Regions from separate parts of the Mus musculus genome. Here region 2 is linked to region 1. A link is a loop called in an ENCODE intact Hi-C map of the cell type or tissue named here. Cell type or tissue: gastrocnemius. All regions are shown on one strand.

Evidence for each region. A loop is a pair of places that touch in the nucleus more often than their neighbours do. Peaks named below come from ENCODE experiments on the same cell type or tissue, not always from the same donor. Only the 100,000 strongest peaks of a DNase experiment are listed, where the experiment ranks them.
Region 2: it touches region 1 in a loop (2.4-fold over the local background); 17 of 42 quality-filtered maps call a loop at or near these places.

What each region holds. Positions count from the first base shown.
Region 1 is chr9:66,935,258-66,943,257 of GRCm38, forward strand. No RefSeq gene overlaps it. Among named protein-coding and RNA genes, the nearest start is that of Rps27l, 6.8 kb to the right of the region's middle. In gastrocnemius, a CTCF peak has its summit at 3,810 (motif pointing left); DNase peaks (open chromatin) are centred at 2,447 and 3,791; H3K27ac peaks cover 1,798 bases.
Region 2 is chr9:66,829,689-66,837,688 of GRCm38, forward strand. Aph1c (aph1 homolog C, gamma secretase subunit) reads right to left here and starts at 5,018. Exons shown (of 6, transcript NM_026674.3): 1 at 4,798-5,018; 2 at 3,471-3,641. The coding sequence starts at 4,910. In gastrocnemius, a CTCF peak has its summit at 4,331; DNase peaks (open chromatin) are centred at 4,448 and 5,143; H3K4me3 peaks cover 1,965 bases; H3K27ac peaks cover 2,851 bases.

The DNA of each region.
Region 1 (8,000 bases):
CAGAAGAAATTCTTTCTCCCTTAAGTTTGATTTTGGGTTATGGTGTTTTATCACAGCAAGAGAAAAGCAAATGGTACACTACGCATGCTCTCAAAAGTTGTATCTGGTCCCCAGGCCCCTTTTGACCTTCTCTGCTTCTTGGCTGCCATGAGGTGAGCCTCCTTCTCTGTCATACTCTGCCACCACCATGGTGGTCTGTCTCAACACCAGCATAAAAGCAATGGAGTCAACTGGCCATGAACTGATACCGCTAAAGCCAGGAGTTGAAATAAGCCTTTCCTCTTCTGAGGACCTTTCTTCTGGATATTTTGCCAGTGGTAAAAATCTGTCTTAGGCTTCATAAGACCTTGTCTCAAAATAAAGTGTCTAATGAGACAGTCCATGTGAAGAACTTAGCATAGTATCTAACACAAAACAATTGCATAGGAAATCTTTCTGCCTGTTTCTCTCCCTCTGCCTCCTCTTCCTCCTCACCCCTCCTCCTCTTGTCATCATTAATTACAGATTATAGGGAAAGGAGTCTCAGTTGCTTTTCAAACCTAGAAACAGGTTTTAAAAACCTGGCCCATAGCTCCTTTAATGCTGTCTTATACCTGGGGCAGGAATCCACTGGGATCAGGACCTCTAGGTTTTCTGCCTCTCACCCCTAATTTCAGATTTTATTATTTGGTTCCTTGAAGTACGATTGAACCAATTCTCACATATTCATGATAGCCCTGTGTTAAAAGGCTTTTTGCAAATGAATCGCTTGGGTTTTGTGCATATTCATTTTGTAGGTTGTAGAACCTGCTCCTGGGAACACTTAGATCTTGTCAACTGAGTTCTTAGCATGCCTGCCATTGTCATTTCAACACTTTCTTCCTTCCATGCTTCACCTCCAGATTTGATTATTCCACATGAGCACAGCCTGTTTTTTTTTTTTTTTTTTGTAGAGATTTTTAAACATAATATTTGTATCGATTATTTGGGAATATCACATAATGTTCCCTGATCACTTTTGCTTCCCAGTTTTCCAGGTCTTCCCTCTACCCCAGTGACCTTCTGCCCATCCCCTCAAACCTAAAGATTAAAAAAAAGAAAAAAGTCCATTTTGTGTTGTCCATATAGTCACTGGAGCATGTTCAAACTCCCTGTGGCCAGCCCCTTCAAGAAAAACGAATCCTTCCCCCTACTGAGCCCCCCACCATTAGCCATCAACTGTGAGGGACTGTACACCATCATCCTTATCACAATTTTTATGACTTCTCTTTAGTGGCTTCCTGTATAGGTTGTTCCTTTTATTAAGGGACAGGAGTTGTCCCAGAAGCCTTCTGTGTCTCCCTTTTTTCAACTGTGCGTCTGCAGTCGTCGATACCACTGCAGTAGAAGTTTCCTTGTCCTTCACAGTCAGCTGGAGCACAGACCACACACATCCACCTGGCCTCCAGTGTCAGCACACGCCACAGACCTCAGCATGGTCTCTGGTGGCAGTGCATGCCATGGATACCCATACAGTCCCCAGGAGCAGCCCAGTCCATGGACATCTGCATGGCTTTCAGTGATAACACGGGCCACAGACATCAACACCCCTCCCCAATCCCCGCTGCAGACCCAGACATGGGTCCCAGCAGCTGCATGGACCACAGACATCATTATGGCCTCAAGTTGTTGACATCTTTCCCCCTGAGATTATGGAGAAAATGTTTTCTATAAGAAACTATGACCAATGGGTATGGTGGCACAAGCCTTTAACCCCAGTACTTGGAGACAGAGCTGATGGATCTCTATGAGTCTGATCTCATCTACATAGCAAGCTTCAAGCCAGCCAAAGCTTCACAGTGAGAGAATGTCTTATAACAAACAAACAAACAAACTATATTCAATTAACATCCCATGTTTCAGGGAGAAGACAGAACAGCAATGGACAGTCTAGAGAGGATTTCAGTGCCACGGGAAGTCGTGACAATGCTTAGGAAGGAGTAGTACCCTGTGGGGTTCCATTGACCTATGCCTCCTTTCCCCAGGCCCCTCTACAGGAGCTACTATCACCTCAAGTATCTCTGCTGCCCTGGCCACAGATGGTTGGGGCAGACACTGTAGAGCCACACTGAGACAATGATTCTCTCTCTGCCACATTTGGAATTGGGACAGAGAACTCTGGTCAGCCACAGTTGGCCTCAGAAGTAGGACAGCATATAAAAGGGAGGTGAGGCCTTATTCAGTGCGTGCACAGGGAAGCGAGAGCAAGTGGGCTGTGGAAAGAAGAAACCAAAGTATCTGGGAGAAGAGATGAGAAACTAGGTTGCCCTGGGAGGGTAAGGGAGGCAGCCAGAGGATAGCCGTCTTCATTCCCAGTGGCCGGCCTCTCAGGATTCTGTTCCCACTCCCATGGGGCTTGGCCCTGGCACATGGCCAGTGCTCAGCTCACTTTCGGCTCAGGGCAAGTGTGAGAAGTCTCGTTTACTTGAAACTCAACAAGCCAGAGCTAAGCCCATAGGCGGGCAAGGAGAGGGGCTAAGCCAGGGATCTGCTGCATCACGCTGGCCTGGCTTGATGCCCACCCTGGGGTTTTTGTCACGATGCCTGACAGTGGCAGGCACACAGGTAATTCCTGATGGTAAGATTAGAGGTAAAAAATTATGGAACGATGCTCTCTCTTCATCTAGTCATTTCCTGGTATATTTTCTTGTGAAGTAGGGAAGTGGGTGGGATTATGATGCTACACTCAGGGTTTTGTCTAGCCTGGGATTTTTCTATAGGGCAATCTGTACCTCCACTGTACCTCCAGATGACACTGATCATGTATCTTTCAGAAACAAACAAACAAACAAACAAACAAACAAACAGACAGACACCAGCCATCAGGAACATCCAAATCCTATCCAGCTTCTCCAACAATTGATCAGGCCGAGTTCAGGGACTCTGACTCTGACATGCAGGTATGGCCCTGCCCCAGATTCAAAGGTAAGTCCTGTGTCTAGCTAAATGCTCTGAGGTACCCTATTACAGTAGTTCAGGGACACAAGCTACTGTGAATTGACTTCTTGTCTTCTGCTTTGATGACAAGAGCGAGTCCCAGTTCCCGGTCACAGAGCTTGCTTCTTGATGGTTAGGCTTTCATCCCTAACCAGGCTTCTTCTATCCTTCAAAACCAGTCCTCTGAGGCTGGAGGGATGGCCTTATCAGTTAAGGAGCGCTTGCTGCTCTTGTAGAGAACCAGATTTGGTTCCCAGCACCCATGTCTGGTAGCTCACAACCATCTGTAACTCCTGCTCCAGGGAACCTCTCTGGCCTTCAATAGTTCGATATCAGCACGATGGGATTATTTACACAACAGAAATGAGAAAAAACTATGGACCAGCACACATAGACCTTGCATGCCACAAACTCATTTGCCAAATGCCATTGCTTGAGATTATACATTATACAAAGCCTGCTCAGCTGCCCTCATTCATAACAACAGGCCTCTACTGGGTACTTGAACAAGACATCATCATAATTTGACATGTTTAGGACCCATGCTTCATGTAGAGACATTTTTGTGTAAGAGGAATTTAAGTAATTTTAATTCAGTTAACTAGTTTCAGATGAATGCAATATTTAGGAGAAGATACTAAGGGTAAATAAACTCATGATCAATTGTCTAATACACTGTATACCTTCTTCAGGAAAACCGATGGTACCCATTGACTGTGTCTGAAGGAAATTACATAGCTATGTGTGGAGTCATTAGCACAAACCAGGCAGATGGGGAAGTCTCCTGAAACAAAGATGACCTACCTCTCTCTTGGCCAGCACATGTAGGACAAGTAGCTCCTTGCGCCACCTACTGGAACTTGAAAGGACAGTCTCTTTTCTTTTGATGAAATGCGTTCTTTATACAGATGGGAAATATTCACGTTACTTAAGGTGGAGCTAATGTAAAGACATTGGATCAACAACATAAGATGTAGAGGCCTAAGTCACTTCTTCCTTCTTCAGTACTGGGACTGAGCCCCAGCTTCATGCACACTAGACAAGCACTGTGTCACAAGGTATAGCTCTAGCCCTGAAAAAGAACAAGAAATTAGTTATGAGATAGGGTCTCTGATCACTCGGGCTGGCCTTGAATTCACTCGGTATCCCATGCAACTTTGAGCTTACAATTCTTATGCCTTGGTCTCTCAAGTGGCTGAGATATAAGCCTGTACCACCAGGAGGTCCAGCTCAAGCTGAGATCTTAATTTTAAATTTATTTTTATTTGTTGTTGTTGTTGTATGTATGTATGTATGTATGTATGTATGTATGTATTTGTGTGTGTGAATGTGTGCACATGCACATGCACATGCTTGTGGAGGTCAGAGGACAACTTTGTGGAGTTGCTCCTCTCCTTCTACCTTCCAGTCCATAAACTCGGGTTGTCAGGTTTCCATCACAAGTACTTTTACGCACTGAACCATCTTACCAGTTCCCCAACTAGTTTTTCAACTATTGACAAGCATTTGGGGTGGTAGCACATGCCTTTATTCCCAGGACTCAGGAGGCAAAAGCAGATGGATCTCTGTGAGTTCCATGCCACCCTGGTCTACAGAGTGAGTTTTAGGACTGCCAGGGCTATGTAGAGACTCTCTCTCTTTCTCTCTCTCTCTCTCTCAAAAGTCAACTAGCACAATGAATTGTAGTTAGCATTTATTAAACGCTTACACTATGCACTGTTTCATCTGATGAGACACTTTATGAAATTATTTTTATTTTAGGGGACTGAGGTGACAGTGGGCAAAATTCGTGTCACTTAAGCATGAGAACCTATGATCCCCAGCACCCACATAAAAAGCCAGGCATGGTGTGTAGGCTTGTAAGCCCAGAACTGGGGAGACAGGAGGATCCCCAGAGCTCTGCAGCCAGGCATCCCAACTGACCCAGTAAAAAGACACTGTCTCAACAAACTAGATGGACAGCTGCTGAGGAACTTACACAGTTTGACCTCTGGCTTGTACACACATGCACATGTATGTGCATATACATTTTACACACATGTACACACATGTGCATATACATTGTACACACAGGCACACATATGTGCACATACTTATGTGCACCCACACATATATGCATACCTGTACACACACACACACACACACACACACACACTTCATTTTATAGTCAAGAAAACAGCTTTCAGTTAAGTCTCCATGCTCCCAAGAGAGGGGTTTACATTATCTGCCCTCTGTATGTTACAGACATTCCATTAATAGTGGAGTTTTTCGTTGTAAATAATGAAAGCACCATTCATTCTACTTAACACTTTGAGCCCTTTAGCTACAGCCTTTTGATCAGCTTTTAGCTAAGGGAAAATCGGAAAGAATTCCATTTATTTCGCTTATGCACACTTCCCAAGAGAAGAAGCCACATTCATTGTGTTGTCATCAATCCCCAAACAAGTACAGCTTATTCTCCCGGTTCTAGAAGTGAATTAACTGAAGACTACCCAGAATTCAGAGGTCTTTGGGTTTTTTTTTTTCTTCATCCAAAAAATTAAGGGAGGAATAATAAATGGCATTCACCAGGAAAGATCCAGAAAAGTTGAAACTAGAAGGATTCTAGCTGAACCACACAGCTAGTCCACAAAGAGCAGCCATCGAGTCAGCTGTGTCAAGTGGCAGGCTTTCGCAGCTCATTTCTAGCATCTGAGGAACGAACAAACCCTGACCTTTGAGTGGCATGTGGAATTTTAAGCGAAAGAATACAGACAAAGTATGCATGGGACAGCAGTGGTTATTAAAAAGTGATTAATGTAGGCAATAAGAGTCCACAAAAGGGAGAGGTTCCAGCCATTCGTTTATGCTGACCTCAGAGCATCTTTCCTATGGGCTGCAGGATCACCAGAAGCTTGGAGAGAGTGCCTTCCTATGACTCAAAGTAAGTAGCTCTGTTTCTTCCCTGGTGGCTTGGGCAGACAGAAGGTTTGCAGGCAGAGATGGCAGGGGAGATGAGGAGAAGGCCAGAGACTTGACCCTGGAAGGCTGGCAGGCTAGATTCTAGGAGATCTCATCTGGCTACTAAAGTTCCATTTGTTTGTTTATTAAGACTGGGTCTCACTTTGTAGCCCAGGCTGGCCTGGAACCCTTTCAGTAATTCTGCCACTGATTCCCAAATGCTGGAATTACAGCCACACCCATCACATCTGGCTGAGTTTATTTATATATAACATTTAAAAGAGGGGTACTGAACTTCTGGCTCTTATAAATAAGGCTGCTATGAACATAGTGGAGCATGTGTCCTTGCTATATGTTGGAAAATCTTTTGAGCCTGTGGAGGCCTGATGCCCCAGCATAGGGGAATGCTAGGGTGGTGAGGTGAGAATGTGGGGGGGGAGGGGGAACTCCCTCATAGAAGCAGGGAGGAGGGGGGATGGGATAGGGAGTTTTCTGAGGGGAAACTGGGAAGGGGGATAACATTTAAAATGTAAATAAATGAAATAACCAATAATAATAATATATAAAGACAATATAAGAAGAACTATAGAAGTACTTGAAAAAAAGAAAAAAGACCACTCACTGTTCTTGAGGTTGGAAAGTCCAACATCAAGTGCCACTTGTTTTGGATGAGGATCTGTTTGTGTCCTGAAAACTCACAGCAGTGCTTCTCACCCCTAGCTGCACATAGAAATCACCTGGAGAGGTGTTTAAAGACAGTCACGGGATCTCTCATTTAATTGTCCGGTGCCGCTGCTTTGATGCTTCTAATGTCCTATTAATGTCCAGCATCCTATGGTACAGGAGGGCAGGACTCGCTGGCATGAGAAGCAGATGCCCCTTGCAGGGGAAGGTGGATGATCTCTTGCTCCCATCAAGAGAAATATTCTTGTCCCTGGAGTAGCAAAAATCTGACATTCCCACTTTTAAGGTAAAAAAGACTCCAGAAAGAGGCAGTGTGTGGCTGGCAGTGTGGCTCAGGGAGCATGTGTTCAGCATGTGCCTGGCCCTAAGTCACACCCTCTGCGCCATACGTAGAACAAAGAATTCTGTAAGTCTAGTTAAGGCTTCTTATTTGGGGATGTTTACACACATCTCTGGAATGTGATGAGATTCAGATTCTGGCTCTGAAGATCCTCGAAACTGCCCTAAGAGTCTCTGTTTCTAAATGGTTAGTAAGTTGATGGGATGCTGCTGGTCTGCAGAGTGCAAAGGCCTGAATGGCTAAGCCCTAACAATGGTTAGCATCCTCCTGTACATTTCAAGCATAGAACAGGGAGAGCCTCAGGCCTGTCACACTCTGGGGTTCCAGGGGCAGGGTTGACATTGTTAACTGACTAGATTAAGACTGGGCAAGGACTGAAGAAATGCACTGTGGGGGTGGGTGGGGAGTGCGCTGGGGGACTGCCCACAGAGGACTGCCATGTGTGATGTTGACTGGGTAGGGTTGCAGGTTCCACCCTTAATTGCACCTTCCAGCAGGCTCCAGCCTGGATAAAAAGAGAAGCGAGATGGAGGCTGTGGCCATATGCCACTTTCCTTCTGAGTGGGTATGGCCATGCTGCCGTCATTGTCTGACAGACTCTAGAATCCTTGGCCTTTTAAGTTAGACTTAGTACATTGGACTCTCCAGGGAACTTCCAGACTTTCCAGATTGTGACTGTTAAGGCAGTGAGCTTCCTGAACCGGGAAGCCACTGGGTTCTCAGTTTCTCTAGCATGACGACAGTCATTGATGGACTATCCAGCCACTCCCTGCTCTCTGTCCCTCTCCCTTCCCCCACCCCCATTTTCCTCCTCTTCCCTTCCTTTTCTCCTCTTCTTCTCCTTCTTTCCCCACCTCTCTCTCAGCTCTATCCTTTTAGAGAACCCTAATGTTTAATAATTTTTTGAGAGGCTTTTCAAGATAGGGTTTCTTTGTGTAGTTCTGGCTATCCTGGAACTTGCTCTGTAGACCAGGCTACAAGATCCGCCTGCCTCTGTCTTCTGAATGCTGGGATTAAAGAAAGGTACCACCACCGTTGAAATTCAGATCCAAGAAAAACAGCTGAGGTGCATTTAACATAC
Region 2 (8,000 bases), 110 kb before region 1:
ATATTAGGACTGTTAGGCGTGGCTCATTATACTGCTGTCTCTGTGGCCCAGAAGCTCTGCAGCTGTTTACAGGCCAACTGAAAGGATATTTGAATTATACTCACTGTAAAGTCTATCTACTAAAGTAGCAAAAGAACCAACACTTTGGAATGACCTGTCAGTCAGTGCTGAAACAAAATGAGGTGAGAGGAACTCTAAGAACAGACCTGTCAACCAGAGAATACTTATTTCCCAGCCTCTGTGTGAATTGAAACTCCAGGGGAGCCAGGTGTGGGGCGCAGGTTTGTAGTCGTAGCACTTGGGAGACTAAGGTACTAGAACTACTGCATGTTCAAGGCCATCCTGGTCTATACAGTGATATCTACTCAAAAAGCCAACATAAAATACATTTTAAATATCAAGGAACAAATACTTATTACTGTTGGTCTACTTATTGCATAAATACAGAAATACTGCATGAATATCATTGCTTTATTAATCACTGTTCTGGTGATGTAGAATTCAATCAAAATAGCCATATGCACACTGTCCTCTGCTTTTCTAGAATCGAAAAGAACAATTTGCTATTTCAGTGTTGTCCATTTGGAAGCACTGTTTAGTAGGAAGGATGTGACCCAGATGTTTATGTGACTGTCTCTGCAGCAGAAACCAACTAATAAAATAAACCTACCATTCAAGGAACTCTTTTACATGTTAGTTAAACCTTATGAGTTATACAACAGCAATAATCGATTATCAACAAATGTATCAGTGCAGTTTAATCAATACGTTAGGATAATTTCTGTTTTGTGTAAGTTGTTTTTCTCTATTGGACACACTGTGGTACTGCAATCAGGAAGATATAAAGTTTCTAGCCATGATAGCCCATGTCTGAAATTCCAGTAAGGTCAGAAGTTCAAGGTCATTCTCAATTATATACTAGGTTGGAGGCCACGGGAGACTGCAGGAGACCCTGTTTCAGAGTAAAACAAAGCAAAATAAAACAAAACAACAACAAAAAACGCAAATGGTGTATTTCTATACAGAACCCTTGTTAATCTCACACTCGCACATACACACAAAAAAGAACAAGACAGAGGTGGTGGAGTCCCCTTTAATCCTAGCACTTGGGTGACAGGCAGTTGGAGCTCTGTGAGTTCAAGGCCAGGCTGGCTTTATAATAAGCTCCAGGCCAGTCAGTGTTACATAGTGAGATGCTATCTTAAACAAACATGAAGAAAATGATTTATCAATAGTTTCACAATTTTATATTGTAAAATTTGGAACTTCTAATTTTTGTTCCTGGGAACCTTAACAAATGTAATGGAGAATTTAGACTTGTGCAAACAGATGAGACATCCCACCAATCTCTGTCATGTTTTGTGCTTTCTCACTTCCTAATGTTAACAGGGAACTGTTGGTGCCCCAACATTTCCTCTCTCGAAACTGCTACACATCAAGAGGAAGTTTATTCCACTTCTGGATTTATGTATTTAAGATATTTGAGGTTTTTCTTGCTTGTTTGCTTGGTTTTTGAGCTGGTCTCGTGTCACTGGCTGGCCTCACTGTCGTTGGAGAGTAAAGAGTACAGGGATGCCCCACCATGCCCATTTTATTATTTTACTTAGCTAGGGACACTGTTAGTTTATCTGTCGGTACACTGTGAGGCTGAGTTATTTAGAAAACAACTCTGGTCAAGGGCTTTAATCACATTGTAGCAAAAGCATATGGTGAAAATCAGGCGGTAACAAAAGGGGACGCATCCACTGCCAACTGCCAAGGGGAGAGAAGGGCTTAGAAGCAACAACCACACCTTGAACTGAGGAGTGCTGAGCCTTGACAGGGACCCTGTGACAATCATGTGGCTGAGATTTCAATGGCACAGGACAAAAGTAGAACCATTTTGATTACCCTGTGAAAATATCCAGTTAAAGTCAGCCTGTAGGCTGAGGGGGAGGGGCATGGATTGTTTGCCTATTATGTGCAATACCCTGCCCTCAACGCCGAGTACTTTAAAATAAAAAGCAACAATAAATTAAATCTTTATGATGGTAATAACTAACTTTTGCATATCACAAATATTCAACACAATTAGATGTCCTCCCTGTAAACAACTTAAATGTTACATTTTGTTTCTTTGAAAGCTCTGGGCTCTTTCATGGCCACCATGCCCAGCTTAAAATGTTAGTTTTTCCTCTCTTTCTTTAATTTTTAAAACAATACTGGAGATCAAACCCACGGGCTCTGGGCAGGCTAGCATGGGCTCTACCAACTTGAGCTACATTCTCTGTCCTAAACATTACTTCCAACATTTACTTAATGCTCTTTACATTTTTTCCCAGAGACTACAAATTTTCATGTTAAACCTTTTCAAAAGTATATTTTTAAAGTTACATTTATTTATTATTTATTTTCTGTATGTGCATACTCCTGATCACATAAATGCCATGGTATACATGTGACGGTCAAGAGACAACTTGAAGTCCTTTCATTTTTTTCTACCTTTAAATGGGTGCCGGGGCTTGATCTCGGGTCATCAGGCTTGGTGGCAAGCACGTTTACCCACTGAACCATCATCTTGCCAGGTACTCCAAAGCTATGCTTTTTTTGCTACTAAGAAATGGCTTCCTGGTTTTCAATTTGTAACTTAAATTGCCTCATTATGAAAAGGGAACTCAATATCTACTGCTAAAAGCAAGATGTTTTTAAAAATCCAGAATAACAACATGTTAGGAAGGGAGATGACCAGAAGCCTGTCCCAGGGGGTGTTGCTGAGACTTACTTTAGGTTTTATCTATGAACTTCGTGGAGAGTCTGAGTGGCAGGAACGAAAACATTTGTTACTCCACTGACCTTACCACAGAAGCAAGGCTAAACTCATAACTTCCTGAAAGAACATAAGAACCTAGGGCTCCAAGTCCAAGCTCTGACTCAAATTACTGGTTTCATGTGACGTCCTCATGGGTCCTTCAGCTGATCATATCCTAGTCCCAAATGAAAGCTCATCTCACACACACACACACACACACACACACACACAAGCCAGTCCTCGTGACAGTCTCTCCCACTCTCTGTTTTTTTTTTTTTTTTTTTTTTTTTTTTTAAGAGAGGCTTCACTATACTCTGTGGATGTCAAGGAACTCACTTTGTAAACCAGACTGGCCTCAAACTCACAGATCTCTGCCTGCCTCTGGGGATTAAGGTGTGCACCACCAGAGCTTCTGTTTTACCTTTGCACCTCCAGTTCTGACAAAGTATCTGGGAAAATTCTCAAGAAACACTTTTGGGAGGAAGGAGAAGGAGGGAAAGGCAAGGGAGCAGGGGAGCAGGGGAGCAGGGGAGCAGGAGGGTGGGAGGGCGGGCGGGCGGACAGGCAGGCAGGCAGGCAAGCCAGGTCATAAATTTAAATACAATTTTCAGGCTAGAAATGTAACAACCACCAAATCATAATTCAAGTCTAACTGGGAAAATAAAACAAACATTTAACTTACTTTAACAGCTTATAATATGCGAGCCTGAACAGCTCTTGGATACAGACAGAGAGCAACGCTCCGAAGATGAGCAGATAATTCTGTACTGATTCATCTCTGTTGTTAGTAATGACTCTCACTAGGAACCAAAACATGGACGAAAGCAGGAGAGACACCAACCAGAAGAAAGCACTGGAACGTAGAAGACAAAAGTCACGAGTTAACAGAAGCACAGGAAACAAATATCTTGATCTTTTTTAGGAAAGAACCCCTTCACATGGTATTCCGAATCAGCATTTGCTAATCAATGGTCCATTTTCCTCCTAGTGAAAAAACAGTCCAAGAGGAACGTCAGATGCCCTCAACAAGGACGATTCAGTGACCCTGTCTGTGTACACCAGAACACTATCTGCCAAGGACTGGCAACGAGGAAGTTGGTTACTGCTTTGCCTCATTGGTGTGCCATAGAAACATATAACCAGTGGCTGTTACAATTTTCATATCCTAGAAAATGTGAATTTAATGGCTTAGCTGTCTGTAAAGATAAGTATCTTTTCTGAAGGAAAACAAACACCTACACCTGTATTTATTGTGTGCACCATGGAAAACTCAGAAGTTGAAAACCCATGCTGTGGTCTAGTTGTTTTCCAGGCCCGGTTCTTACAACCTTCCTGTGGACTTTAAGGACACAGCAAGCTTGACGTTCAACAGACTCTATTGATTTTTAATGCCAACAGCGAAGGAGCACTATTTATTACAGGAAAAAAGAACGCAGAGAGGCTGGAGTTCCTGGCTAGCCAGTGAGTTGCCTGGGTGCCAAGTCTCAGAAACTCAGTCTCAGCAGGTGCAAAGGGATCAAGACCGCAGTCACCAGCAGAGTTAGATATTTACCAAGTTCTCAGCAAGACTGGTCAGGTGTTGCAGCGGTTTTCTCAGGCTTTCACCATTGGCTGCACCCCAACCATTACCCAGGGGCCTACAAGAAAAATCTGAGCCCAAATTCCTCACAGGCATTCTGAGTCCAAGAACGGGGGTTGAGGAGGTGGACAACTGATCCCCAGGTGTCTTTAATGGCAGAGAGTGAGAACAGCTCTTCGATGCCGCTGAGCACTGAGTGAAATGAGAAATTCCTACGGAAAGACTAAGGCTCCATACACGAATGTATCCACTTATTCCCATCTTCCACAGAAGCCAAGACCCGCAGGACTCGCCTGCTCAGCCTGAACCCCCTCCCCCCAGTCTTGGACAGTCCCACAAGCTGGGAGCCACTGGGAGATGGGGATCCCGGGGTCGTGGAAACCCAGGAGAGGGAGGGACCCGCGGTGTCCGGGACTCGGCTCAACCTCACCCAGCGATGAGGAAAATGACGCGCAAAGGGTCGGTGGCGATGGTGAAGAGGTAGAGTGCGAACGCGGGCCCGAAGGCGATGAAGGCGCAACCGAAGAACACAGGCAGCGTCATGGTACCCACAGAAGCCAGTCCCGGGGGACCTGAGTGGATCCGAGGTGACTGGGACGATTTCTTAGCGGAATGCGGGGCGGGGCAGGCCTGCCAGGTACTCCGGGCTCGATCAGAGAAGGGGGCGGAGCAAAGCCCGGGAGGCGGGGCCTCGAGGTGCTCCAAGGCTTTTTTGAGCGGAGGGCGGGACGTACGAGAGGCGGTGCCTTAGGGGCGGTTTCTGGCCAATCAGAGCCTGGGGGCGGTGCAGGACACAGCCAGTCAGAGCAGAGGGCGGAGCGGCGCTCTAGATGAAGTGCCTTGAGATGCTCCGCGGCTTGTTTTTGCAGAGGGCGGGGTGGAGTCGAGGAGGCGGGTCCTCGAGCTGCTCCACAGCAAGGCAGGACTGGGCGGGGGCGGAGCTCGAAAAACAGAGCCTGTATCGCACAACGGTCAGTCGCAGAGGGGTGTCCAGGCGGATCTCGGGAGGTAGTTCCAGGAGGTGCTCCAGGCGCTGAGAGCGAATGGCGGTGCAGGATTCGGGAAGCTATTTCTTGAGAGGCTCAGAGTACTGTTAGAACCTGTGCAGCGGCATCGAGAAGCTGTCAGAGAGGCGGTTCCTCGAGGGGCTCCACGTGCTGTCAGAACCGGGGCGGCCTCTAGTGTCTCTGCGTGCGTACAGCGCAGGGGACAGGGCCTCGAGGGGCTTCACAAGCGGTCAGAGCGGAGGTGCAGCCTGGAAGGATTCGGTGTGCGGGCAGGCTGGGCAGCAACGCGGCCTCCTGGGACTCCACGTGCCGTCAGACTGCGGGGCGGGGCCTTGAGGGCTGGGCAGTTCTTCAGAGCACTCGGGGTGCTGAGAATGGAAAGGGGTCCTTCAAGGTTTCTTCTCTAGGTTTCTTGGGGCAATGAAAGTTGCCCGCCGAACTGGGCGGGCGCCTAGACCTCCGAGAGGCAAAGGGCTACACCAAGCCTCAGACTTGCCAGCGCTGCAGGTCCTTATTCCAAAGCGTGGCTCACTGAAGACTTAAAAGCTGTGCCCCAGCCCTCTTGCCTGTGGGTACACATTGTCCCTGGTGCTGGCCAACTGTAAGGTGGTCTAAGGGAGATTACCAGGCCACTTTTGTGCTGAAGGTCAATTGAAGTAAACAGCAGGACAGGGGCACGGTTCCTTTAAAGTAAGTATTTTTTCTGTGTCCGTGGTTGCAGGAATGTGGGGCTCCCATCCTATGTAAAAATCCAACTGGGCTGGTATGACCCAGGTGAATCATCCCCTATGGAAAAGGAATAATGAAATACTGACGAGTTGTTCTGACAAGTTGGTTTCTGTGCCACTAACAGCCCTGATCTCCAAAAACTTAAAAAATTTTAAAGGCATTCTCTAATCATATCTGAATTTAAATTTCAGGACAAACAACCACAGCTATGTTAAGAATGCTACAAGGTTAATATTGACTAATTACATTCATGTTTGTGGAGAATTGAAACGCTGTAGATACAGAGCCAATATCTTGGGCTATCTAGCCTCTTTAACAGCTATTCATTCCCACCTCTGCATCTGCTCTAATGCCCTTGTGACTATCACGTGACAGGTTTTTTCCTTCATATTTACTACTAGCCTCCACAAACCCCAAAGCTAAGAATGTCATCGGATTGCAGCATCTGACACCTGTAGCAGAGATTTCCCTGCTCTGCTCTGCCCCACTTACCTGATATTTCCAATAATGCATCTGAAAGGGGCCTTGATTTATTACTTTCTTTTGTAACTGTAAAAACTTCATGTACTCATTTCCATGTGGGAAAACAGTATTTGGGGCAACCCCAATACTCTGTTCCCCAGGCCAAGATCACTCAAATTTGGCTGCAGAATAAACAATTTTGAAATGAGAGCTGTGTTTTGCTTGACATTCTTATAGTAACATCGCTTTGCTATACATTCAATCACAAGTCAATTTCAGTGATGCATCTGTCTTCCTGTTTAAATGTAAACTTCCAGAGGGAAAAGACTTTGTTATTTCCCAGTGCCTAGAAGAAACTAAAGTAAGGAATAGAATAATCTTGAAGATGAAGCATTGAAGCATCTGAAATCTATTAATTTCATAATTTCTAAGAAGCTTAAGAATAAAGATTATAAAGTTCTCTGGCCATTCATATTTAAGATACATCTTTATTCATGTTAAGTGAGACTACCTCATGAGTTATCTTGAGGACCAAGCCTGACACACCTATACATTCTGAATATCCATTGCTATAGTCTGCATCTGACCTGTCTCCTTCTGGCCAAGTTTGAACACTTGGACCCCAATTGGTGGCACGGTTCAGGAAGGTTGTTGACTCTTCAGGAGGTAGAGCACTGATGGAAGAAGTGGTTCATTAGGGATGGGCTTGAGGTTTTGTAACCCAGTCTGATTTCCTGATCATCATTGGCTTTGTGATTGTAGATGCAATGTGACCAGCTGCCTCTCCTCTTCTTGCTATGCCTTTCCCACCTTCATGAAGTGTAAGCTCCTCAACTGTAAGCCAAAAGAAACCGTTCATCCCTGAAACTGTTTCGTGTCAGGTATCTTGTCAACAGCAATAAGAAACATAACTAATACACCCATCACAAATGGTTCTGGGAAAGCCTCAGTAAAAAGACACTGAGAAAAGACACTTTCTCACTGGTAGAAAAAGCTGGGAACTAGTTTAAGGCATTTTGTTTATCATGTCTGAAAAATAAGAACTATTTCTTACAGAAGCTGTCATCTTTGCCACCTTAAACAGTCACATGTACATTTATTCCACTCTATATTTATTAGTTTGAAACAGGGTCTCATTACATAGCTCTGACTGGCCTGGAACTTACTATACAGACCAAGCTGGCTTTGAACTCATAAAGGACTCTTCCTCCTTAGCACTGGGATAAAATGTCTGTGCCACCATAGTAGGCCTATTTTTTTTTTTTTAAGTTATGTATAGGTGTGTATGTCTGTGTGTGGGAATGTGCACATGAGGGCAGGTGCCCACAGGGGCCAAAGGCATCTGGCCTCATGGGACTGCAGTTACAGACAGTTGTGAGCCACCTCATGTGGGTTCTAGGAACTGAACATTGGTCTTCTGGACGAACAGCAAGCG